Regions from separate parts of the Homo sapiens genome. Here all the other regions are linked to region 1. Evidence: chromatin loops called from intact Hi-C (ENCODE). Cell type or tissue: Caco-2. All regions are shown on one strand.

What was found. A loop is a pair of places that touch in the nucleus more often than their neighbours do. Peaks named below come from ENCODE experiments on the same cell type or tissue, not always from the same donor. Only the 100,000 strongest peaks of a DNase experiment are listed, where the experiment ranks them.
Region 2: it touches region 1 in a loop (3.0-fold over the local background); 7 of 110 quality-filtered maps call a loop at or near these places.
Region 3: a loop joins it to region 1, with 5 times the contacts of the local background. A loop is called at or near these places in 3 of 110 quality-filtered maps.
Region 4: a loop joins it to region 1, with 13 times the contacts of the local background. A loop is called at or near these places in 43 of 110 quality-filtered maps.
Region 5: it touches region 1 in a loop (7-fold over the local background); 2 of 110 quality-filtered maps call a loop at or near these places.
Region 6: it touches region 1 in a loop (2.6-fold over the local background); 9 of 110 quality-filtered maps call a loop at or near these places.

Annotation. Positions count from the first base shown.
Region 1 is chr12:47,961,870-47,965,869 of GRCh38, reverse strand. It overlaps TMEM106C (transmembrane protein 106C), which reads right to left and starts at 2,274. Exons shown (of 8, transcript NM_001143842.2): 1 at 2,166-2,274; 2 at 1,447-1,661; 3 at 525-588; 4 at 1-32. The coding sequence starts at 1,633. In Caco-2, a CTCF peak has its summit at 2,398 (motif pointing right); DNase peaks (open chromatin) are centred at 1,549 and 2,309; H3K4me3 peaks cover 1,086 bases.
Region 2 is chr12:48,019,573-48,023,572 of GRCh38, reverse strand. The region is part of intron 2 of LOC105369750 (a long non-coding RNA gene); the gene reads right to left. LOC124902927 (a long non-coding RNA gene) reads left to right here and starts at 1,398. Exons shown (of 2, transcript XR_007063293.1): 1 at 1,398-1,608; 2 at 3,404-3,802. RefSeq lists an enhancer at 1,064-2,055. In Caco-2, no CTCF peak of the experiment used is centred here; DNase peaks (open chromatin) are centred at 12, 412 and 1,532.
Region 3 is chr12:47,795,256-47,799,255 of GRCh38, reverse strand. It overlaps HDAC7 (histone deacetylase 7), which reads left to right. Exons shown (of 26, transcript NM_015401.5): 3 at 284-471; 4 at 604-694; 5 at 1,037-1,148; 6 at 1,757-1,872; 7 at 2,114-2,239; 8 at 2,958-3,049; 9 at 3,240-3,350; 10 at 3,489-3,669; 11 at 3,876-4,000. Among named protein-coding and RNA genes, the nearest start is that of HDAC7, 23 kb to the left of the region's middle. RefSeq lists a silencer at 1,531-1,730. In Caco-2, a CTCF peak has its summit at 1,624 (motif pointing left); a DNase peak (open chromatin) is centred at 1,588.
Region 4 is chr12:48,162,946-48,166,945 of GRCh38, reverse strand. No RefSeq gene overlaps it. Among named protein-coding and RNA genes, the nearest start is that of ASB8, 7.4 kb to the right of the region's middle. RefSeq lists silencers at 1,526-1,820, 1,586-1,880. In Caco-2, a CTCF peak has its summit at 1,644 (motif pointing right); a DNase peak (open chromatin) is centred at 1,662.
Region 5 is chr12:48,060,256-48,064,255 of GRCh38, reverse strand. It overlaps SENP1 (SUMO specific peptidase 1), which reads left to right. Exons shown (of 18, transcript NM_001267594.2): 13 at 415-546. Among named protein-coding and RNA genes, the nearest start is that of SENP1, 44 kb to the left of the region's middle. In Caco-2, a CTCF peak has its summit at 2,068; no DNase peak of the experiment used is centred here.
Region 6 is chr12:47,868,807-47,872,806 of GRCh38, reverse strand. The region is part of intron 3 of VDR (vitamin D receptor); the gene reads left to right. Among named protein-coding and RNA genes, the nearest start is that of VDR, 34 kb to the left of the region's middle. RefSeq lists enhancers at 2,943-2,992, 3,759-3,828, 3,929-4,000, 3,814-4,000. In Caco-2, a CTCF peak has its summit at 2,145; a DNase peak (open chromatin) is centred at 2,106.

The DNA.
Region 1 (4,000 bases):
AAAGCAGGATGGACAGGAGGACATATTGCTTACTGCAAATGACACAGCACATGACCGACCCAGGCAGTCAGATATCAAGGTTCAATGTGTCAAGATTAAACACAAAACCAGGAAAGAGAAGGGAGCTGAAAGGGAAGTTCCAAGAGCCAGGAACCATAAACCAGTTAAGAAGCAGTGAAGCAGGAGAAACCTTTTAAAACTCCTTTAAACACTGTTTGCACTCTGGGAAGAAAAGCTGAAGAAAGGAGCTATGTGGACAGAGACAGTCCCACACCTCCCAGAACACTCCACTTTCCCAGTTTCTTCTGATTCCATTCCTTGACCTTCAAAGCATTTCCAGCTTCAAGTTTCTTTCCCCAGATTGTGATGGGGGCAGAGATATCTTGCTTGGGCAAACAGTTATAAGGAAAATGGGGAACTTATAAGAACATGTGTAGTTTTCAAAGAATTAACTGGCATTCATACATACAGAAAGAGATTAGGGACAGAAGTAGGTATTAACAGGTGAGAAGCAGGTAACTCACGTTCGCTGAGGGCGCAATCTCTGATCACTGTGTGGGATCAAAGCCACCAACTCATTTACTTGCTCTAGAAAAGAGCCAAACAATTATTTTGTAAATCCCATGTGTTGGCAGTACTTCCTTCACGTCTCACTTGAGCCTGCCACAACAAATATTCTTCTGGAATGAGACATTTTAAAAAATACTAGTGAAATTCACATGTTGGGTCTAATGAACAAGAAACAAGAGAGTGCCACAAATTATAAAACATCTATCAGTGCTGCCAGGGTAGTGATGTGGAAGTTGAAAAACCTGGGATCCTGTTCTGGCTTTACTGCATGGGCTTGGCAGAGTCGTCGAATCTCTCAAGGCCATGGTTTCCTTGCCTTTCATATGGAAGCTTTGGAGTAAATGATTTTGAAGGTCCTAACCAGCTCTAAATTTCTGTGACTCTCCAGCTAAACTGTTAAAGACTTTCTGAGGGCCAATTTGTTAATAGTAATAGATGATCCTGTACCAAGGCTAAGTATTTGTCTCTCTCTCTTGACCTGATATATTTTTCTGACCTTAGGCTGTTAAGGATTAGCTACCCATTTCCTTGAAAAGCAGCTTCCAAGATGGTTCCCCCGCAAAGCTGTCCCAATCCTTGTGACAGCGATAAAGAAATGTGCCTGTCAACAAATCCCACAACACAGAGCGAACTGAATGTTCCAAACCTCAGGAAAAGAACAAGAGTGGCGGTAAAGAAAAGAAAGGGTTGGAAAAATAAGGAGAGGAAGAGAAGTTGCAGAACTGCCCAAGTGTATTAAGTCAGTTGAGCTGGCTCCTGTCCAGGGCACTGTCTCTATTATGGTATTACTGCCTAGAAGAAAAGTTGTCTGGGCAGACAGGAGAACTCCGAGGGTACCTTGGGATTCTCATCAGGGAATCATCCCTCCATGATCACCTGTTGGAATGTAGCCTGTCCCCTGGCACGTGAGACAGGTGATGCTATCTCTCCCGGTGAATTCCACATATGGGAACTGAGCAATGGCTTCTTCCTGCTCTCGTTCAGCCAGCAAACCGTCCCTGTCATCTTCTTGCTTTCGCCTGCAGGAGGAGGGGCGAGCAGCAGCGGAATGCTGAGACCCCATGGCCGTGATATGCCACTGGTGTCATGTCCTAAGATGAAAAGAGGGAGTGCACGTTAGCGGCCCCAGTGAATCACGACAGAAATCGCTTGTTTCTATAAGAAAATTAAAAACGCAAAAATGACAAGTTGCCGCCCTGAGTGTGGTCCCAACACCTGTACGATTTCTATCGGGACCCTCATTTTGTAGTAGTGCTACCCACTCTCCTCTTACCCGCCACACACAGCCGGCGGGGGTGGGGAGGGGGAACGGGGCCTGCCTTTCACGCACCTGCCTCGATCCTCACCGCCCTGGGACTTGGGGCACCCCCGCTCCCACCTGGTCCAGCCTCGCCCCTTCCTCTTCACTATTTGTAAGCTCTATGCCCCTCCTCGAGCAACAAACAGGCACCAAATTGATAACCGGCCTTAACGATTCCCATTCCTCTCCACCCCCCAGCCCCAGGAGGCGGGCTCAGGTCACGCCCCTTGGCAAAAAGCGATGCTCTGAGCCCACCAAAGTGGCCCAGGCAGGAGCGAACGCCAGCGTCGCAGACCTGCAGGGCACGAACTCCCGGCAGCTCCTCTCCGGCCGCTCCCCCGACCACCTGCCAGCTTGAGGACTTACCAGCCTCTTCGGTCGGCGGAGCGGCACGCACTCAGCGCGCAGGCGCCAAATACCAAGCCCGCCAGGAGAACGCGGGCGCGCGCTCGCGCGTGCGCTCTTCGCGGCTCCGGAGGCCTTCCCAATATCGCAGCTGTCTGGCTCCCTCGGTTCCGGTAGAGGGCGGCAGAGAGCGCCGGGGAGCCGCGACCCTTGCTGTTGGGCCGCGGTAGTCCGCGGAGTCGGGATGATGCTCTGCTGTTCGCTAGATAGGCTGGGAAAGGCTCCAGTCAAGTTTCCAGAGCAAAACACTTCTCTGCTGCGAGAGGAGGAAGGTGCTGCCGGCTACCGAAGCCATTCTGAAATATTCTTTATAGTACAGGAGCTGTGTAGTCGCTGAGGGTACACACATGCGGAGCATTCGGATAAACTGCCTTTGCAAAAATTGTAAGTGAGAAAATTATGACAGTGAAAGAGATCTGACTTACCCAGTTCCGTCTTGCTTCTAACCTCCGAACTGCCCTTGTTCATTCCTGGGTATAGGCCAAACTAACTTTGGGAGGAATTTAGTTTATAGTTGAACTTCGAAGCAAAGATAACAGCCCTTCCCCAAAACAAACCCCCTTCTTGCCTGGGGACCAGACTGCCTTTGTAAGACTAACAAATTAGCCACAAGATTAGAAATTATGGTTTAGGAGTCATCCAGACAGAGGTCACAAGATTCCAAACCTTCCCTATTGCTCCAAGGGATAACATCACTATTGTAAAATCTAAGATCGGTGCTGGGGATATTTTTCAGACCCTGCATTCTGAGGCACCAGCTGGCAGTACCTAGACCAGTTATCTGGCTCAGCCAGTTCTGCAATCCCACCCAGGAACAGAAAACAGCAAGAAGAACCCACTTAGACCCCCCTATGATTTCATCTCCAACCTGACCAATCAGCACTCCCCACTGCCTGATACCTACCAGCCGAATTATCCTTAAAAAACCCCAGTCTCTGAATTATCGGGGAGACTTATTTGAGTGATAAAACTCTGGTATCTCATTCAGCCGGCTCTGCATGAATTAAAATCTCCATTGCAATTCCCCTGTCTTGATGAATCAGCTCTGGGCAACGGGCAAGGAGAACCCGTCCGGCAATTATATCAGAACCTGTCTTCAGTCCAGGAGGGGAACCCAGAGGCTTCATCAGACCCCTCCAATACTGTAGATAAAAGTGCTGCTGGAAGTCTCACAAGTCAGAGGGGCCCAGCCTGGGGGAAACCTTCCATGGGGAGTCCTGCTGGCTTCTCGCAGGAACGGACCCCACAGCTGAGCTTTGCAAGCCAATTAGGTGCCAAGAGGCACCAAGGAGTAGATTCATTCGGTAGTAGGGCCCCCCCTTCCCCAGACCTCCACAAAAAAGGCACGTACGTAAGAGGTTAGAAAGCACTTTTCGTTCGTTTGTTTGTTTGTTCGTTTGTTTTGAGATGGAGTCTTGCTCTGTCGACCAGGCTGGAGTACAGTGGCACAGTCTCAGCTCACTGCAACCTCCGCCTCCCGGGTTCAAGCGATTCTCCTGCCTCAGCCTCACAAGTAGCTGGGATTACAGGCGCACACCTCCACACCTGGCTAATTTTTGTATTTTTAGTGGAGACCGGGTCTCACCATGTTGACCAGGCTGGCCTCAAACCCCTGACCTCAGGTGATCTGCCCACCTTGGCCTCTCAAAGTGCTGGGATTACAGGCGTGAGCCACTGTGCCCGGCCTAGAGGGTACTTTTTAATGGGTGGGTTTCTTTGTTCATA
Region 2 (4,000 bases), 58 kb before region 1:
TCAGCTGCTGTGCCAGTCACCGGCCATTCATTGTGTGGGGCTGAAGATCTAGCTGGGAGTCAGGTCTAAGAACTGGTTCAGCTCCTCCCCTTGCCTCATCTGTGAAGGCTACTCAGAGGAAAGAAACATGCACCTAGGCTCTCGAAGCCTTCACTGAAGGACAGAGAGTGCTTGTTACAGGCAGTTCCTTCAGGGTTGAAATTCCATTTCAGGTCTCAGCACCTAAAGTCATTTTTCTTTCTTATTTATGTTTCCTGTGGAAAGTCTGAAGAAAAACTGGTGGAGCATCTTTTGAGTTTGCATTTGGAAGGGAGAAAATATGCTCCTTCTCTGCTGGGCAAACATTGCAAACATTGGTGCTTTCACAAACCAAACACAAGCTGGTTTTCAAAGCCTCCGGCTTGGCGACCCAGGGAACTGGGGGGAGGGGAGGAGAAGGATGCAGCCACCTGGGCTGGGGAGGTTTGCTTTGGGAGCAGAGGTTGGAATTTGTGAATTTTCTACTCCAAGAAGATCCAAATAGTGCAGCTCCAGCCCCATCCTGCGCAAGCTTGCTCAGGCAATAGGGGCTCTACCTGGCTGGGGTCTCGATGGAGAGCCAGGGCCTTGGATGATCACCTCCCCGCCCCAATGCAGCCTGGAGTGAAGTGGAGAGGGGAGGGGTGAAGAGGTGTAGGAGAGACGGTGCAGATGAACCAAGATGGCCTCAGGGATTCTGGTCCCTCTCTCTGGGTGATGCTGAGGATAGAGAGCGGGGGTGAGAGTGAGAAGAACATGCCTCTGCACCCACAAATTTGCCAGGCTTTCAAACACTGACCAGGCAATCCACTGGGCAGTTGTTCCTATAAAGCTAGGACTATGAGAATAGCAGATGTATACTATGGTCTGTCTGGTTCTTTCAGCGTAGTCTGTAGCAAAAGGTTTCCTCACTCCCTCCTTTTCTTCTTCCTTCCTTCCACTTCTTTCTTGACAGAATAATATAATAAATTTCCAAGCACTCATCACTAGCTTTAATAAGTATCAACTAATGGCCAATCTTGTTTAATCCATAACTGCACCTACTTCACCCACTCTTTGTCCTCCAACTGAAATGTTTTGAAACAAAATCTAGACATCATATCCTTTTATCCATAGATACCTAGATTTAAAAAAAATTTTTGATATTGAACTCTGATGATACAGGGAATCTCCTTCCCGGTATCTTAGGGAAAAAATGCCCTTCATAAGTCTACATATAAATTTTGCAAATCATTGTAGGGGTTCAGGGAACCTCCGAAGCTCATCTAAAGACCTTAAATTTAAACCCTTGGTATATAGGGTAATCGCTAGCTCCCATAGAACACATTGTTTTTGGTAGCCTGGAGCTATTAGCTGTTCCTTTGAAGGAGATTTACTTTCTTGTTTTATTTGCAATAGGTATGCACTGAGTGCATTGTGACCATGCTGGGTTATTGTGGGTAAAGGTGAGAGAAGGCAGGGCACGCAGGGCAGATGATTACATTCCTGCCGGGAGGGCTGGAGAGCCCTTGGAAAGCAGCCTGCAGGCTGAGGAAGGAGGGACTCCGGGATCTGCCCTCAGGGGCTGCAGGAAGGAGGAACCTTTTCTGAGTAAGCTTTCCTGGGGGTTTGTTTATTGGCCAGCGTTAGGTCTCTGAGTGGTTGTTAATGTGTTTGTTTAGGGTCCATTGTGATGTCTTTAAGATAAAGACCTGCTCAGTTTACAGGCAACTGTCAAGTACTGGGCTTGGAGCCCAGGGAGCCAGTGAGGGAAGCATTTCCAATATGGCGATCAAAGCCACACTTAGGGCCTTCCTAGGCTCCTGAAATAATCTTGGAAGGCACTCTGGGAGAGGATCAGCAGCATGCACAGGGTTAGACTAGAGGGGCTCTTTCAGGCTGGACAAATAGCTGTTGAATAAGGAAACAGACTTCTTTGTTCTCTTTTTTTTTTTTTTTTTTTTTTTGTTTTGAGAGGAGGTATAGGAGCAAAGCCATTTTAGATGCTAGGGGTTCTTTGGAGAGAGCCCAGAAGCTTTCTGATCTTAATATCCAACTCTTTTGCTATTTCCCCTACCTCCTCATCCCACCTCAGGGTCAGCAAATCTCCATGTCTGCAGACCCAGGGACCTGTAGTTAAGCTGCATGGAGCCTAAAAAAAGGCACTGTGGTGCTGGTGCTTGGATACACATGGCAGGGGACACAGAAGTACTGAGATGGGCACAAAGAAACTCTGGAATTTATAGTAGAGCAAGGATGGCATTTCAACCAGTTAGGATAGACTTTTCTTGCTGTCACCCAGGCTGGAATGCAGTGGAATGATCTCGGCTCACCACGACCTCTGCCGCCTGGGTTCAAGCAATTCTTGTGCCTCAGCCTCCCAAGTAGCTGGGATTACAGGTGTGTGCCTCCACGCCTGGCTAATTTTTGTATTTTTAGTAGAGACAGGGTTTTGCCATGTTGGCCAGGCTGGTCTTGAACACCTGACCTCAAGAGATCTGCCTGCCTTGGGCTTCCAAAGTGCTGGGATTACACGTGTGAGCCACTGCACCCAGCCAAGATAGAATTTTCAATAAATGTCCCAGCACAACTGGGCAGACATTTGGGAGAAAAAACAGTAAGTTCAGATGTATATCTCATACCTTAAAATGAGATCAATTGTATGTGGATCAAAAATTTAAATGTAAAAATTTAACCCTAAAAGAACTTAAAGGAGCCAGGAGAAAAAAATTTAAAATCTATGAATGAAACCAGAAACCATAAAATAAAATAACAATAAATTTGACCATATAAAAATAAAAAGTGTTTGCATGGCAAACAAAAAGAATAATCATAAACAAAGTCAAAAGCCAAAATGAGGCCAGGCACAGTGTCTCATGCCTGTAATCCCAGCACTTTGGGAGGCCGAGGCAGGCGGATCACTTGAGGTCAGGAGTTCAAGACAATCCTGGCCAACAAGGTAAAACCCCATCTCTACTAAAAATACAAAAATTAGTCGGGCATGGTGGTGCATGCCTGTAGTCCCAGCTACTTGGGAGACAGAGGCAGGAGATTTCGCTTGATCCCGGGAGGCAGAGGTTGCAGTGAGCCGAGATTGTGCCACTGCACTCCAGCCTGGGCAACAAGAGCGAAACTCTGTGTCAAAAAAAAAAAAAAAAAAAAAAAAGTCAAAATGAAAAATCATGAAGAATTACCTGCAACTCTTATTATAGGCAAGAGGTAATGTTCTATATAAAGATCTCATGTAAATCAAATAAGAAAGAGAACAACAGTTGAATAGAAAAGCAAAGCATATGAACCGACAGTTCCCAGAAAATGAAGCAAAACCAATACAAAAAAAAAAAAAAAAGGAAAGAAAGAAAATACAAATTAAAACCACCCTGAGACAGCATTTTTCACTTTTCAGATTGGCAAGGACCAAAAGAACTGATTACTATACAAGGAGTGGCTATGGTGGTGAGATTTGTCCTCTGCAAACCATGACGGTGGTAGCTGGCAAAGGTTTGGTGAAATAGGCTTTGGCATACATTGTTGATGGGAATGGTGCATGCAGTGTTAAAGGGAATTTATCTGTCAAATTTTTTTAATGCACTTCAATTTTGACCCAGCAATTCTGCTTCTAGGAAATTATCCAACAGATAAATGTGCAAGTGCAAAATGGCATATACACAAATATTTACTGCAGCATTATCTCAGCAAAAGGCTAGAGATAACCCGAATGTCCATCAGAAGGGGACTGCTTAAATAAATTATGGTATATCTGTATAATGGAATATTAAGCAATATTAAAATAGTGAGAATTTCAGAAACGTGTGGGTGTGGAATCTTTCCAGGACACAGAAAGTGAAAAAGTCCTGTGTAGACCAGTGTGTGGAGTATATTACCATTTGTGCCAAGAGAGGAGAGGGGTGATTTTTACCATTTGAGATGGGAGTGAGGGATGATTTTTAAACACAGTTGCTTGCATATGCTTGGAATCTCTCTGGAAGGAGACCTGAGAACT
Region 3 (4,000 bases), 170 kb after region 1:
GTTTAGTGGAGGAGCACTGTGGTGGAGTCGGAAGACTCCGTTCAAACACCACCAGTGATACAGTGTTACTGTGCACAGTTCATGTGACTTTTTTCTCACGAGTAAAATGGAATTGATAATACCTACCTTGCAGGACCACGACAGGATTAAGTGAGGAAAAACCCCCATGAGAGTGTTTTGCCATTGTCAAGTGAGCCTGAGGGAGGCTGAGGGGGGATCAGGCTGTATCATGCCCCCGAGGACAAACTTTCCAGTTTACCCTGCTCCCTCTCTCTGTCCCTAGGCTGCCCCAGGCCCTGTGCAGACACACCAGGCCCTCAGCCGCAGCCCATGGACCTGCGGGTGGGCCAGCGGCCCCCAGTGGAGCCCCCACCAGAGCCCACATTGCTGGCCCTGCAGCGTCCCCAGCGCCTGCACCACCACCTCTTCCTAGCAGGCCTGCAGCAGCAGCGCTCGGTGGAGCCCATGAGGGTAAAGATGGAGCTCCCTGCATGTGGGGCCACCTTGAGCTTGGTCCCCAGCCTCCCCGCCTTCAGCATCCCTAGACACCAGTCTCAGTCCTCAACTCCTTGTCCCTTTCTGGGCTGCCGGCCCTGCCCACAGCTCTCCATGGACACGCCGATGCCCGAGTTGCAGGTGGGACCCCAGGAACAAGAGCTGCGGCAGCTTCTCCACAAGGACAAGAGCAAGCGAAGTAAGGAGGTGGCCACCCCAGCCCAGCCCAGCCCCACCAGCCAGGTGCCTGCGGCTGCCTGTGTGGCTTGTGAGGGGTGAGGTGGGAGGGCCGCAGCCAGCTGGGCCTGAGCCGAGGCTTTCCCTCTGCTTGCCTGGGCTCTGCCTGTGAATGTGTGGGGGATGTGGGGGTGGGGGGTGGTGTCTGGAGGCTCTAGGGAGGGGTAGGGCCTCGGGCTTGGCTCTTGCCTAGGGAGTCCCTGGGACGCCTCCTACTGAGGATGGGGACAGGGCAGTGGCCAGGTAGTGCCACGAGGCCGCCTGTCCACCCACCTCCAGCCCCCTCCTGACTCTGCCCCTACAGGTGCTGTAGCCAGCAGCGTGGTCAAGCAGAAGCTAGCGGAGGTGATTCTGAAAAAACAGCAGGCGGCCCTAGAAAGAACAGTCCATCCCAACAGCCCCGGCATTCCCTACAGGTAACACCCTCCTCACCTGCCCTCCTGTCCCCACATGCACCCTCCACCCCCGCCCCCGTGTTAGCCATGAGCACACACACTTGCCTCCTTCCTCCCCAGTTGCCACAACCAGTCCTTACCCTTCCTCTAAACATAATGCCCCCGAGCCCCTCTCTCAACTGATACCTGCCCTCCTCTCTTTAAATTCTCCCCACCCCACCTGAGCCCTTCTCACACACACACACACACACACACACACACACACACACACACCCTACTGGCTTTTTTCTTGCACATGAGCCCCTTCTCTCTTTATATTTTCCCTGAGCGCAAAAATGTCCTGGTTCCCAGAGCAGGTTCCTAGTGCAGGTGACAGAGCCCCCAGTGGGCTCTTCACCCACGCACCAAGCACCTGGCTTCTATGCCTAGGTCAGAGCTCTGCACTATAGCTGCTGGAGCGGACAGGCGGCCCACTGCTGCCACCTGGAGATGGTCCCCATTCCTACCAGCCCCACATTGCCCAGCCCTGCCCGCTGCAGCCTCCCCCTCAGGTCCCAGGGCCCGTGCTCAGGGCAGTGCCCGTGCAGTGTCCCCACACCTCTGAAGCAGCCTTGGCACTCGTTCTGTAGAACCCTGGAGCCCCTGGAGACGGAAGGAGCCACCCGCTCCATGCTCAGCAGCTTTTTGCCTCCTGTTCCCAGCCTGCCCAGTGACCCCCCAGAGCACTTCCCTCTGCGCAAGACAGGTGAGCTGAACAAACAGGCGGACCTTTCAGGCAAAGGAAGGGGGAAGGGCCTCGGACATGGGGGAGGAGTGTGCAGGGGTGGGCGGGCTGGGCTGGGCCAGGAGATCATCGGTAGGCTAGGATCTTCTTTCTAGTTCTGCCTTCTCTTTCCTTGACCGATAGAGATGACTGGGACTGAGGGGTTAAAGGGTGGAAAAAAGAAGGGTGGTGGGGGCCTGAGTGACGCTGGTGCTCCCTGCAGTCTCTGAGCCCAACCTGAAGCTGCGCTATAAGCCCAAGAAGTCCCTGGAGCGGAGGAAGAATCCACTGCTCCGAAAGGAGAGTGCGCCCCCCAGCCTCCGGCGGCGGCCCGCAGAGACCCTCGGAGGTGAGGGCCGGCTGAGCCAGTGCGGTTGCCATCCTCAAACCTGGCTGGTCTTGTCCCTTTGGGTCAGGCCCCACCTAGACAGGGGTCCCCTCCTTAGGACTGCCATGCGTGGTTGCATGGGGGTGTCCCACACACTTGCCGAAGCGGGGGAGTTGGGGCTGAAACCCAGTCCCTGCTCTGTTAGCTAAGGTGACATCTCCCAGAAAAGGGGGCACCCTTCAAAAAATTATGCAAAGGTGCTGTAGGCCAAAGGTGGCCTGTCTTCTTCCTGCTCTGATGGGAAGAAAGCAGGAGGCCGGGCGCGGTGGTTCACGCCTATAATCTCAGCACTTTGGGAGGCTGAGGCAGGTCAATCACCTGAGGTTAGGAGTTTGAGACCAGCCTGGACAATATGGTGAAACCCTGTCTCTACTAAAAATACAAAAATTAGCCAGGCACGGTGGTGCATGCCTGTAGTCCCAGCTACTTGGGAGGCTGAGCCAGGAGAATCGCTTGAACCCAGGAGGTGGAGGTTGCAGTGAGCCGGGATCGTGCCATTGCACTCCAGCCTGGGCAACAGAGCAAGACTCTGTCTCAAAAAAAAAAAAAAAGAAAGCAGGAAGCAAAGGTGCTCGTTAAGGAAGGGGGTGCTCCCGGGTCTCCTGCACCAGGCGGCCTGGCTGTACCCTCCTGCCCACCCTGGCCTCTGACTGCACTTCCCTCTCTCCCCAACCCTCAGACTCCTCCCCAAGTAGTAGCAGCACGCCCGCATCAGGGTGCAGCTCCCCCAATGACAGCGAGCACGGCCCCAATCCCATCCTGGGCTCGGAGGTAAGGCCTTGCCGAGACTGGGCTCTCCTGGGGCAGTTCTGAGGCTCAGCCTTCTTCCAGCAGGCGGCCCTACCTGGGCTGGGGCTGCAGGGTCTGGGCAGCCCCTGCCAGAGCCTCCTGGGTGTTCTGGGGAAGGTGCGCCGGGGTAGAGGTCTGGGACCGGTGACCCTCGCCCTGCTCCCTATGGCAGGCGCTCTTGGGCCAGCGGCTGCGGCTGCAGGAGACTTCTGTGGCCCCGTTCGCCTTGCCGACAGTGTCCTTGCTGCCCGCAATCACTCTGGGGCTGCCCGCCCCTGCCAGGGTGAGTGGCTGGGGTGCCCACCCCCACTCCAAGCCCCCCCAGCTTCTTTCACTCCCTTTTCTTGCTGCCTCACCCCATCATCTTCATTGTTCTCTGCTGGAATCTTCTTCCCCGTGACTTCTCCCGCCTCTCCCCCAGGCTGACAGTGACCGCAGGACCCATCCGACTCTGGGCCCTCGGGGGCCAATCCTGGGGAGCCCCCACACTCCCCTCTTCCTGCCCCATGGCTTGGAGCCCGAGGCTGGGGGCACCTTGCCCTCTCGCCTGCAGCCCATTCTCCTCCTGGACCCCTCAGGCTCTCATGCCCCGCTGCTGACTGGTGAGTCTGCTGCTTCTTCAGGGAAGGGGCTGGGTCCCTGCACCCTGCTAAGAGCCAAGCTTGGGATGGACCCATCCTTCCTCCCCATCTCTGTCCCCCTGTCCTGCGCATTGCCCTGCTGCACCCTGGCCCCCCACCCTATACCCTCGCTTCCTTCCATTGCTCCCTGTGGTTCCCTCCTTATTCCACCCCCCGATTCTTTCCAGTGCCCGGGCTTGGGCCCTTGCCCTTCCACTTTGCCCAGTCCTTAATGACCACCGAGCGGCTCTCTGGGTCAGGCCTCCACTGGCCACTGAGCCGGACTCGCTCAGAGCCCCTGCCCCCCAGTGCC
Region 4 (4,000 bases), 200 kb before region 1:
ATGGCGCCACTGCACTCTAGCCTGGGCAGCAGAGCAAGACTCCATCTCAAAAAAAAAAAAAAAGAAAGAAAGATATATACACAGAGTCTCTCTCTCTCTGTTGCCCAGGCTGAAGTGCAGTGGCACCATCTCAGCTCACTACAACCTCCGCCTCCTGGGTACAAGCGATTCTCCTGCCTCAGCCTCCTGAGTAGCTGGGATTACAGGCACTCATCACCACGCCCGGCTAATTTTTGTATTTTCAGTAGAGGCAGAGTTTCACCATGTTGGCCAGGCTGGTCTCGAACTCCTGACCTCAAATGATCCACCCACCTGGGCCTCACAATGTGGTGGGATTACAGGTGTGAGCCACTGCGCCCAGCCTAGGAGTCATTCTTGACCACAATACCCTTCTCCAACTTGTAACCAATCACCAAGTTCTATCAGTCCTAACACTAAAATATTTCAAATTCACCCCCTTCTCTCCCTTTCTATGGCCACCACTCAAATCTAAGCCTGCTTGACTTTTTGTCCAGATCACTTAGGCTGCTGTTTTCTCTATTTTAATCCTTGCCTTGGCTCCACTATAATCCATTCTTCTTTAAAAAGTCAAAGTGGTCCTTTAAAAACACACATGTGGTCATGTCACTTGAATAAAACCTGTTGATAGGCTTCTTGTTCTTTTGGGATACAGTTCAGAATCCTTAACATGTCCCCCAAGACCGCACCTGATCTGGAGCCTCCCTACCTTTCCAGCTTCTTGTCTTCTCATTCTGGCCTCTTCCTTGTCTTCCAGGTTCCTAAGCTCTTTCCTCCTTAGGGTCTTTGAATACCCTGACCCTGCTCCATTGGCTGGGAGGCCCCCTCCCCACACCTCCACACCTTTGACCTGGTTGTTTCCACCCATCTTCCAGGTCTATGCTCAGGGAAGCTTTTCTTGACCTCCCAGCCTGAATTAGGTCCTCTACTGAATCATCCTATTACCCTCTCTACTATTTCTCTTTGTTTATTTGGGCACTATAACAAAAGTACTGTAAACTGGGTGTCTTGTAAACAACAGAAATTTATTTCTCACAGCTCTGGAGGCTGGGAAGTCCAAGAAATCCCAGATGTTGGTGTCTGGTGAGGCCCCACTTGCTCATAGATAGAACTTTCTCACTGTGTCCTCATATGGTGGAAGGGGCAAAGTTCCCTCTTTTAGAAGGGCACTAGTCTCATCACGAGGACTGTGCTCCTATGACCTAATAACCTCCTTCATGAAGGCCCCACCTCTTAATACTGTCACCTTGGGGGGTGGTTAGGATTTCAACATATGAACTTTGAGATGACATAAATAGTCAGTCCATTGCACTTTTCCTTTACAGAAGTCATCACTATTGTGACTATTTAGGCATACAGGTGACTATCTAATATTTGTTTCTCACATCAAACTGTAATTTTCCTAGTGATCAGGACCATATTTCTCTTGATCTTAGCTGGCTGGATCTTTAGTGTCTATCACAACAAACAGCACAGTGACAGAACTTAATAAGTATTTGTTGAATTAATGGGTGAATTAATCAATCAACCAATTAATGATATAATCAAAGACTCAATGAATGAACCAAGAACGAATCATTCAACTTTGGGCAAGAAGCAAGAAGGAGCAAATGCTCTACTTGCCCTCCAGGGGGAGACACACTCCCATTAGAAATAGCATAGACCCAGGTGAGCAGAAAATTCTGACATTGATTGTAATTTGCTTCTCAAATGGATTCAGAGAACCAGATCTTTTTTCTTTTCCTTTCTTTTCTCTTTGTCTTGCTCATAGAACTCTCCAGATTAATCTGGACCACCCAATTGTACCAAGCAAGTAGTCATTTCCTCTGTAATTTCCCTCCCCTGGACGACATTAACTCTCCTACCAGTTTGTCCCCTTCAGTCTTGATTTGCTAGGTAATTTAGCTATAAATGCCTACATTCTTGGAAAAATAGTATCATATATATATATAATTTCAGTATTATCATTAAAATTGTTATTTGTATTTTTACTGTACTTTTTTTTTCAAAATCCTTCAGGCAATTTTTCTCTATGAAGACTGAAAATGTTTTATAATTGCTCTGATAGTGGAAAATATTGGTAGACTATATGACCAAAAATAATAACAAAATATTGATTAAAAGCCAATTTTTAAAAAATAGATAATTCATAAAATTTCCCAAGCCCTGGGGAAAGTTAAAAGGAAAAAAAAAAAAGAGTAGAGTTTGGCTATTGAGCGCATGTCTGCCTCTGAGCAGTTTCTGAAAGAAGTCCTTGTTTAATCCTGATGGCATGTCTTGGGAGAGTATCCCTGCTGCACATTAATACTGTTCTTTTCTTTGCTGAATTACTTTCTCTAGTACAAGGTTTAAGCATATGAAAGGTTTCATGAGACTTACATTATGTTTCCTCTGAACTTTCTTTTTCTTTGCTCTAGTTCCAAAGCTTCCTTTTCAATTTTTCTACGTCAGGGACTAGGACATAGAGGCACTCCACTATTCCCATTTTTGGGAGATCTGTTCATTTTAGTTCAATTCCATTGTATTTATTAAATAACTATTGTGTGTTTAGAACTGTGCAATGACAAAAGAGATGAGTATAGAAATCTAAATCTCTGCTCTTTTAAAGGCGCCACAATGTAACTGGGAGGATGAGATATTTGGTAACCTCCTTGAACAAATATAAAATCATATAAAGATGACATGTCAACATTTATGTAGTTTACAAAACCACTTTTCACAAATGTGGTCTAGGTTTTATGAAATTAACTTTTGGAGTAGGTGTTAATACTCTCATCCCATTGTACAACTGAGACTCAGGTAAAGTATTACTTACTTTAGTAAGTAATTTTACTTTTACTTATAAAAGTACTTACTTTTACAAGTAAAGTAACTAGAGCTACTATCAGAACTGGAATCTTGGTCTTTATGAAGTTTGCATAATATTACATTATTTCTAAATATGAGGAATGTGCTATAAGTGATAGTCCTAAAAATTGAACAAATTCAAAGTAAAGTAAAATATTCCATTATTGAAAGAAAGCTATTTTTTCCCAACTAGCCAACTAGTCTGACACTTGGATCTTATTTTTTTACCCTATTTTGTAAACATTGACTGATTCCCTCTCTTTCCTTCACTCTTAGGGTATCTCAAACTCCCTTTTGGTTTGTTTCTTTTTCTTTGTTGATGGAGAACTTATTTGAAAGGGGTCCCTTTTTACTTAACTTGCTTTTTTCTAGGAAGGGTGTCAGGGAAACGTTGCCATCAACATTAGCCAGGCAACCCCTGATAGAGAAGGATGGGGCCTTTAAGACAGGGGAGTATTTGATAATTTCTGGCCAGAGATTTTAAAAGCTGTTGTGAAATGCTTCATGTTACCACTTAGAAGCTTGCAATGCAGAATTCCTCTCCCCCAGCACACTGTCACTCTGAAAGATCCACTCAAAATCAGGAAAGGGTATGGAGCCAGCCAAGTGAATAAAGGTTTTTTACTCCAATTAGGAGTTGCTCAAAAGCCTGTGGCCATTCAGTACTGGCAAGACTCAAAGGGCAAGACACCCAGGTCTGTAAACTGGGATACCCCGTACCCGCAGAGTCTGGATACTAATACTGCTGAACAGTGATAGCAGCAATCATTACAGGCAAAACATCATTATCAAATTTCCAGATCAAGTTTATGCCAAGGTCTGAAAATAGGAACATTCGTCATACTGTTGATCAACATCATCTAATGAGCACTTCTTGAGAGCGGAACTGGAATCAGGAGGGAAGGGAAGAAAAAAAACAGTGGCCTAAAAGTCTTATGGGAGACACAGCACACTAAAACACAAAATTCATGGAATCACTTGTAATCAAAACATCAAGAACAGAAATAACCAACTAAAATATGCAGAGATGGAATCTGAATAGTGAATGCAAGATACATGGGCTGTGATCAAAATACAAGTTTATTTTTTGTCTTTTTCCACTTTAAAAATATTTTTTTTCTTGCCGGGCATGGTG
Region 5 (4,000 bases), 98 kb before region 1:
AAGAAAGTAATTTCTAAAAGATACTGCCTTTACTCTCTTACTACCTTTTATGAAAAATTCTGTTTCTCAGGAAGTCATTTGGACCAGAGATATAAAATACAGTTAATTTTTCTCATGTGCTTAGAAAATTTGATAGCGGAAGGTTGTTCCAGACTTTAGGAATTAATATGGAAACAAGGATCTGAATGTTGTGCTGAAAAAGAGAAGGGAGGACTAGATGAAGTGGAAAGAAGTAATCGGGGATTACTGGGAAGGAATAGAAACCAAAATGTTAGAAGTAAACTGATTAACAGTAAATTTATAAACAATCGAATGGTGATAAATATAGTCTGAGGATTATATGGGGTTTGGTGAGAAATACGGTTTTTCTGAAGCCACGCGTGTTTGATGTCTTGACACCTTTTGTTTTCTTAGGAAATGGAGAAAGAAATAAAGAATGTATTTCGTAATGGGAATCAGGATGAAGTTCTCAGTGAAGCATTTCGCCTGACCATTACACGCAAAGATATTCAAACTCTAAACCATCTGAATTGGCTCAATGATGAGGTAATGTTGCATCTATTTTTACATACAAATAGTAAACATTAAGTGGCAGTTAAATTAAGGCATTATCTCACTTTTTCTCAAAATGTGGTCCATGGATGACCTGCATTGGAATCATCTCTCATAGGCCTCTTCATTCTTGTAACTATGAGGGAGTGTGGTGGAGACAGGCATTTTTAACAAACATCTCAGGTGTATTTTAAAGTCTGAGAACCACTGAATTTACCTTTTCTTGTTGAAGATTTGAACATTGAAGAAGACATTCACTCATTGGTATTCTCACTCTTTAAGGCTCCTATTCTGCAGTTCATCTCTTCTGAACAAATAAGTATTAGCCGACCATGTTGCAGCATGAGGGAATACTGTGGGATTTCTTTATAGGAATCCAGTTTTACTTCCCTTTCTACCTAAGTTCTACTCATTTTAGATCACTTATATTACGAATGACAAGCTTTCCAAAATCGCCTCCATTTATGTATGATATTTTTTAAATGGACATTGAAAAAGTTATATTATTATTAAATATTTGAGGTATTGGGGGAGAAGTTACGGTCTTCACCTCCTAACTCCAATTTATTTTAAGTATATTAATTACACTACAGTTTTTAAACTGATCTGTTCCTAAGCCTAAACCTGTAGGTACCTGTTTTATTTTAGAAGGTTATTTTTACAGCAAAAGAAAACTGGGTTGGGTATCTTTTCCTAAGTACCTTCTTTGCATAAGCATCCCTGGCTAATCTGGGTATACTCAAGCTTCACAGCTGTGGAGGATTTTTAGTTTCTCAGTGTAGTAATCATTAAATATTTTAGATATCCATATCCTGTTTTTGTATGATCAAGACCTTCCAAATAATATTTGCCAATAACTATTGATCATTTACCTCATTAGTACGATTCATGTTTTATGTGTTTTATTCTTGTAATAGTCATCATATCTTTGGAAGTAGATATGATAGTTCACCATTCTGCAGATAAAGAAACAAGGCATAGAAAGATTTAAAAACTTGCAAGGTTATACAGCTAGTAAACAGCAGAGCCAAGATTAAGACCCAAGCATTGGGTCTTATCTACTATATCTTAACTACCTCAGAATCTTAAATTGGATACTGGTCTTAGGATCAGATATATAGAACTTAGGAGCCATATATCATGTCCAGGATGCTTTTTTTCTCTGGGGCCAGCCCCATTCTTTTTGCCACTGGTTGGTTTATAAGATAAAAATTTCAGAAGCTCATCACTCCCTGAATAATATCTGTGACCAAGAATAATAAGGAAGGCATGGTTTGTTACTGTCTTTCTTTAGAAGAAACCCTCTTTGCCTCTTTTGGCTCAGATATTAGAACATTGGTTCAAATAATGGAAAAAAAGAGCTCACCAAATCAAAGGAGGAAATTAAATCAAGGATAGTTATAAGTATCCACTGATAAGTTATTTTTGATCTGTGGTCCTTTGCCATTTATTTCCTGCCATTGCTGGTGGTGCGAGGTCAGTTACTCTAAAGGGATAGTAGGCTTTAGTTTGTTGTAAATCATGGAAAACCTCCTAGAGGGCAGCAATCAGTAGGATATGAGCTGAGTTCTTGCTATTTACTGTGGCATTTACCTCAGTGAGATTCCTTACAGAGACAGCATTCATCAGGACATATTTTCCATTCCCTGGGCCCATCAGAGGCTGGATTTTTAGCAAGCTAAGTTAATGGAAATTACATTATTTTAGAGGAGATGAGAAGAAGGAAAGATTCTTTGTCTACTTTATCCCTACCACCCCTAGCCATAACTTTTGTAGAAGGAGTGCATTTCTTCTCAGTTCAGAATGATGTTATCCTTGAAAATGAGTGCCAGTTCACATGTCCATAATAATGATGGGAGCTATCTTAAAAAGCACCATTTTCAAAGTACCATACTTCGTAGGCTTTCAAAGTTACTGCCCTTGAGAAGCTAACATCCTGATGGAGTATTATTAGGTATCCTTAAGTATTGATACTCATTGAAGAATACTTAATTTTGGCCAGACACAGTGGGTCATGCCTATAATCCCAGTGCCTTGGATGGCTAAGGTGAGAGGATCACCTGAGGCCAGGAGTTCAAGAGCAGCCTGGGCAACATAGCAAGACCCGATCTCTACAAAAAAATTAAAAATTAGCCAGCCATGGTGGCATATGCCTGTAGTCCCAGCTGTTCAGGAGGCTGAAGCAGGAGGATTGCTTGAGTTTAGGAGTTTGAGTTTATAGTGAGCTATGACTGAGCCACTGTACTCTAGACTGGGTGACAGAGCAAGACTCTGTGTCTTCAAAAGAATACAAAACTTAATTCTGTTTCTCAGTTGTGAACTATCAGTCTTTTGCAAATGATTTGTCCTCTGTTCAATCCTCTTCTTCCCTCAAGTAGATATTTTCATTAATAATAATTTCTCTTCTTTTTCTGTTTCCTGCTTTATAAGATGTATTAAAACTTTCTCCAAAATAGGTGACTGATACATTGTTCTTATCATTTTATAAACAAAGTACCATACTTTGTAGGCTTTCAGAGTTAAAAAGTAATATAAGAGCAAGGAAGTAAAAGGAATCAGATTCAGTTTATAAGGAAAATAAAATCCAGAAATCCTATGTTTGGGATATGTATGGAAAGCCATTAGGATACCCTGTTCCTAAAAGAAGAGTGACCACAGTACCTATTCATACAGTAGGTTTTAAGATTTTTTTCATAAATGGATTTCTCTATAGGTCAGTTTGGTTAAATTCTGTACAACTTCAAAGGACTAATGATTGACAGGATTAATATAATAAAACGTCTCAAAAATGGAATGTGGGAACTGGCTGCCATATAAAGAATACAAAAGGAGGCAAGAAGACTGTTACAATCAAGACACCGTAGATGGGGATTTCTATACTGGGTCAGGAGATTAGTTACTAATAGAAATATCTAATTAAGGGAAGGGAGGATAGAGTTAAAGAGAGGAGAAATTACACTGGGAGCAGTGGCTCATGCCTGTAATCCGAACACTGAGAGGCTGAGGTGTAAGGATTGCTTGAGCCCAGGTTGTCAAGGCTGCAGTGAGTTATGATTGTGCAACTGCACTCTACTACAGGGTGAGTGACAGAACAAGACTCTGAGATCCTGTCTGTTTTTTAGAAAAAGGGAGAGAGGAAAAATTAGTTGCAAAAGTAGAAGTAGATTGAAGCAGTCAAGAAACAGAAGGAAATATTTTCAAATGGGTGTCATTATTAGAAACTATGTATTAATTCCTGGAGATTGAATTGGATGACTTCTGGAATCCCTTCCAACTTTAAGATTCTAGGTGTATTATCCTGAGTACTGCTTTAGGCTTTGTGTTTCTCTTTATGGCCAAATGGTTCTCCTTTGAGGGACTAAGGATTGTTTTAAAAGGCATCAGATAAATTTAGAAATACATGGATATAATTTAGGTATACAAGTAAATAAAACTTACTTTTGCTTCT
Region 6 (4,000 bases), 93 kb after region 1:
TTGAGGACAGATGGTCCTTTCTTCCTTTTCTCTACCATGGAACTTGGAAAGTATAACTATGTGATGTGTTGGCAGTGGTCTCTGAAAAGAGGTTCCTAAACAGAAGGAGTTAAATATCAGGTATGAAGAGGGAAGGGCTGGGCCAGGGGCTCTGAGAGAGCTTCATGTCGGTCAAAGGCTGGGTAGAACTGGCTGGTGCTCAACAGAACTGGACAGTGGTTGCTGTAACTAGCACAGGGGCTGTGGCTCTAGACATCAGGAGCTACAGCACATGAAACAGAAATATGGTTTCAAACTCTGCTGCCTGCAGGCTCCCATGCTAGGCACCCAGAGAGCAGGCCTAAGACATGGTGTCTGCTTCAGGGGTCTCAAATTCTTAATGAGATGTTTAAAATCTACTTTAAAATCTACTTTCACCCACTCTCAGCACTCCCTCCCACTGCCTCTTTCTGCTAGTTTCTCTTCTTTCCCTTTATTTAGGGTTTCCTTTGTCCAGGTCCTGTTCCCTTTTCCTTTATTTAGTTCTTACAACCCTCTCTGAAATGTTGCTCCCATTTTACAGATGTGGAAACTAATGGATGGGAAGGTTAAGTAACTTGCCCAAGGTTGTGCTTTAAGATTTAAACTCAAACATATCGATCTAACCAAAGACTGCATTTCATTTTTAATGTTTAGGTAGTTGTAGTGGGTAGTGGATTTTTTAAATGTAACGTCATAATATGGCTTTTTAAAAAGCCAACAGTTTAAGAGGATATGTAAGTGAAAAGTAAATCACCTATTCAACCCAATTCTTAGTTCCCTACCTCCTCCAGGAAGCTGTCACTGTTGCCAGCTCATCGTGTTCGCTTCCAGATTCTTTATGTAAAAGTGCATATGTGTGTGTGTGTATGTGTGTGTGCACACACGTCACCATTCTGCATCTTGGTTTTATCTGCTAAAGAACACTTCTTCAAGCTCATTCCCATTTCAGCATTCTTCCTCTTTCTTTTTCATAGTCACAGAGTATTATATGGAGGTTCTGTGAGATAAGAAACCAGTGCCTGGCTGGGCACGGTGGCTCATGCCTGTAATCCCAGCACTTTGGGAGGCCAAGGTGGGTGGATCATTTGAGGTCAGGAGTTCGAGACCAGTCTGGCCAACATGGTGAAACCCCATCTCTATTGAAAATACAAAAAATTGGCCAGGCGTGGTGGCACATGCCTGTAATTCCAGCTACTCGGGAGGCTGAAGCAAGAGAATCGATTGAACCTGGGAGCCAGAGGTTGCAGTGAGCCCAGATCGTGCTGCTGCACTCCAGCGTGGGTGACAGAGTGAAATTCCATCCAGAAAAAAAAAAAAAAGAAAGAAAGAGAGAAAAGAAGGAAGGAAGGAAGGAAAGACAGATAGACAGACAGATAGAAAGAGAGAAAGAGAGGAAGGAAGGAAGGAAGAGAGAGAGAGAGAGAAAGGAAAGAAAGAAAGAAAGAAAGAAAGAAAGAAAGAAAGAAAGAAAGAAAGAAAGAAAGAAAGAAAGAGAAAGAGAAAGAAAGAGAAAAGAAAGAAACCAGTCCTCTGTCATGGTCATTTAGGTTCGGTCTTTGGCTTCTCCAGACAGAGCTGCAGTAACCACCATTGCGCCCATGGACCGATCTACCCACAGGATAAATACCTGGAAGTGGCTTTACTGCGTTAAAATGTCTGTGTGTTTAACATGCTTCGCATTGCCAATTGCCCTCCAAAAAAAAAAGTCTGTGCTCTTTTCTACAGTGCTAACCATCCTTTAATGTTTTTTTAAACCCACCTGAGGAGAACCCCCTGATGCTGCCTCTCACATACATGTAGGCCCCTACATCATTTGATGTAGGTCTTTTTATTCCTTTAGATTTGCTGGGGTATAATTGACAGATAGACATGGTCTATATTTCAGGTGCACAACTCGATGTTCTGCTATACATATACATTGTGAAATGATCACCATAATCAAACTAGTAAGCATTCCCAGCACCTCACATAGCTTTCAGATCAGGAGCTCTCGCTAGTTCCTGTATCCTGAGCAGACGCTGGAATCTCTGTGACAGTGCAGTGGAGATGGAGCCCAGAGGGGATAGTTGACCCTACGCCTGGGTTATGCAACGTGCGTCTCTGCTGGCAGAGGCCACCTACTGGAGAAAGGCCCAACTGTCCCAGGCCTGAGGCCCTGGCCCCAGGCTCTTGATGCTTTTGTGAGGTTTTTGTCTCTTTCTGTTTTGATAAACTGGTCTCTGGCATGAGAATCGGTCAATGTCCTCTCTCACCCCTGGCTTTCTAGAAACTGCATCTATATTTAGCTTGGTTGCCCCACCCCTACCCCCCCTTCCTGAGCTGGGGTATAAATGCCAACCAACCAGAGGATGACAGGGTCCAGGCTCAGAGAGCAGCTGAGGCAATGGGCTCTCATGGAAACCTGAAGCTCTTGTTTCTCAAATCCAAACCAGCTCACAGGCAATTAGTATTGGGAGGAAGGCAGGGTAGGGTGTAGACCTTCAGGACAAAGCACAGAGCCAGGGTTGGGCAGTCTGGCTGCCCTGACTCCTCGTGGGCAGAGAGTAAATGACAGCCACACATGTGGAAGTGCCCTTGGAAGGCAGGAGAACAGGGAAGAACAGGACCTCTGAGCCAAGAGGATCTGTGGCCCAGCAAACAGACATGTTGGGCCAGACACACCTGAAAGGCCAGCTCTGGGATCTGAGTTCCAGAGAGCCTCTGGGTCTGGCAGTTGGAGCTGGGGAGCAAACTTTCTATACCCTGAACACTGACCCCACGCTCCAGAGCGTAATGGTGTCCTCTTCCTTTTCAGTGTTCTCGGGCTTCATATGACAACTCTTAAGCAGAAGCAAGGGCGCCAAACTTTTTTTTTACCCCCAGTACTTTCTCTTTTATTTTTTATTTCTAGAGACAGGATCTCACTTTGTCACCCACACTGAAGTGCAGTGGCACAATCTTGGTTCACTGCAGCCTTGACCTCACCAGCTCAAGCGATCCTTCCACCTTAGCCTCCCAAGTAGCTGAGACCACAGGCGCATGCCACCATGCCTGGCTAATTTTTTTTAATCTTTTGTAGATACAGGGTTTCACCATGTTGGCCAGGTTGGTCTCAAACTCCTGAGCCTAAGCTATCTGCCCACCTCAGCCTCCCAAAGTGCTGGGCTTACAGGCGTGCTCACGCCACTGCACCCAGTCCCAGTACTTTCTCTTAATTCAGCTCTGCACTATTTTCTCTTCCTATTCCTTTTTTTTTTTTTTTTTTTTTTTTGAGATGGAGTCTCGCTCTGTCCCCCAGGCTGAAGTGTAGTGGCACGATCTCAGCTCACTGCAAGCTCCACCTCCCGGGTTCACGCCATTCTCCTGCCTCAGCCTCCCGAGTAGCTGGGACTACAGGCGCCCGCCAACACGCCCGGCTAATGTTTTGCATTTTTAGTAGAGATGGGGTTTCACCGTGTTAGCCACAATGGTCTCGATCTCCTGACCTCGCGATCCGCCTGTCTCGGCCTCCCAAAGTGCTGGGATTACAGGTGTGAGCCACCGCGCCCGGCCTTCTCTTCCTATTCCTAGCCTCATTCCTGTTGTCAGGCAAAGTGGGGCTGAGTGGCAATCTCCAACCCTCCTGCGTATAGACATCTGAGATGGAGCTTCATATTTAAAGTGACATGAGAAAAATGAGAGAAAGATGGCGAAGCAGTGGAATCTCTTTTCAGGCAACCCTGCAGCTGGGGGGGCTGCCCCCAAGTGAGGGTCAAAGGCAGGCTCCCTGGAGCCTGGGGAAGGACAGACGGGGCCTCTGATAGGCCCTGGGGCCTCAAGAAGCTCTCAGTCCCGGGCCCAGTCTGGTGAGAGGCTTTGGCTCACATCACTGTAGGTGGTGGCTGGGCTAGGCTGACGATGTGCTGTCTTCTTGGTGCCCATGGCCTTGCAGGCTTAACAGGAAGAGCTCTGAGCCAGACAAGACAGCCAGTGGGAGGACAGAGCAGCCCCTCAGTGACCA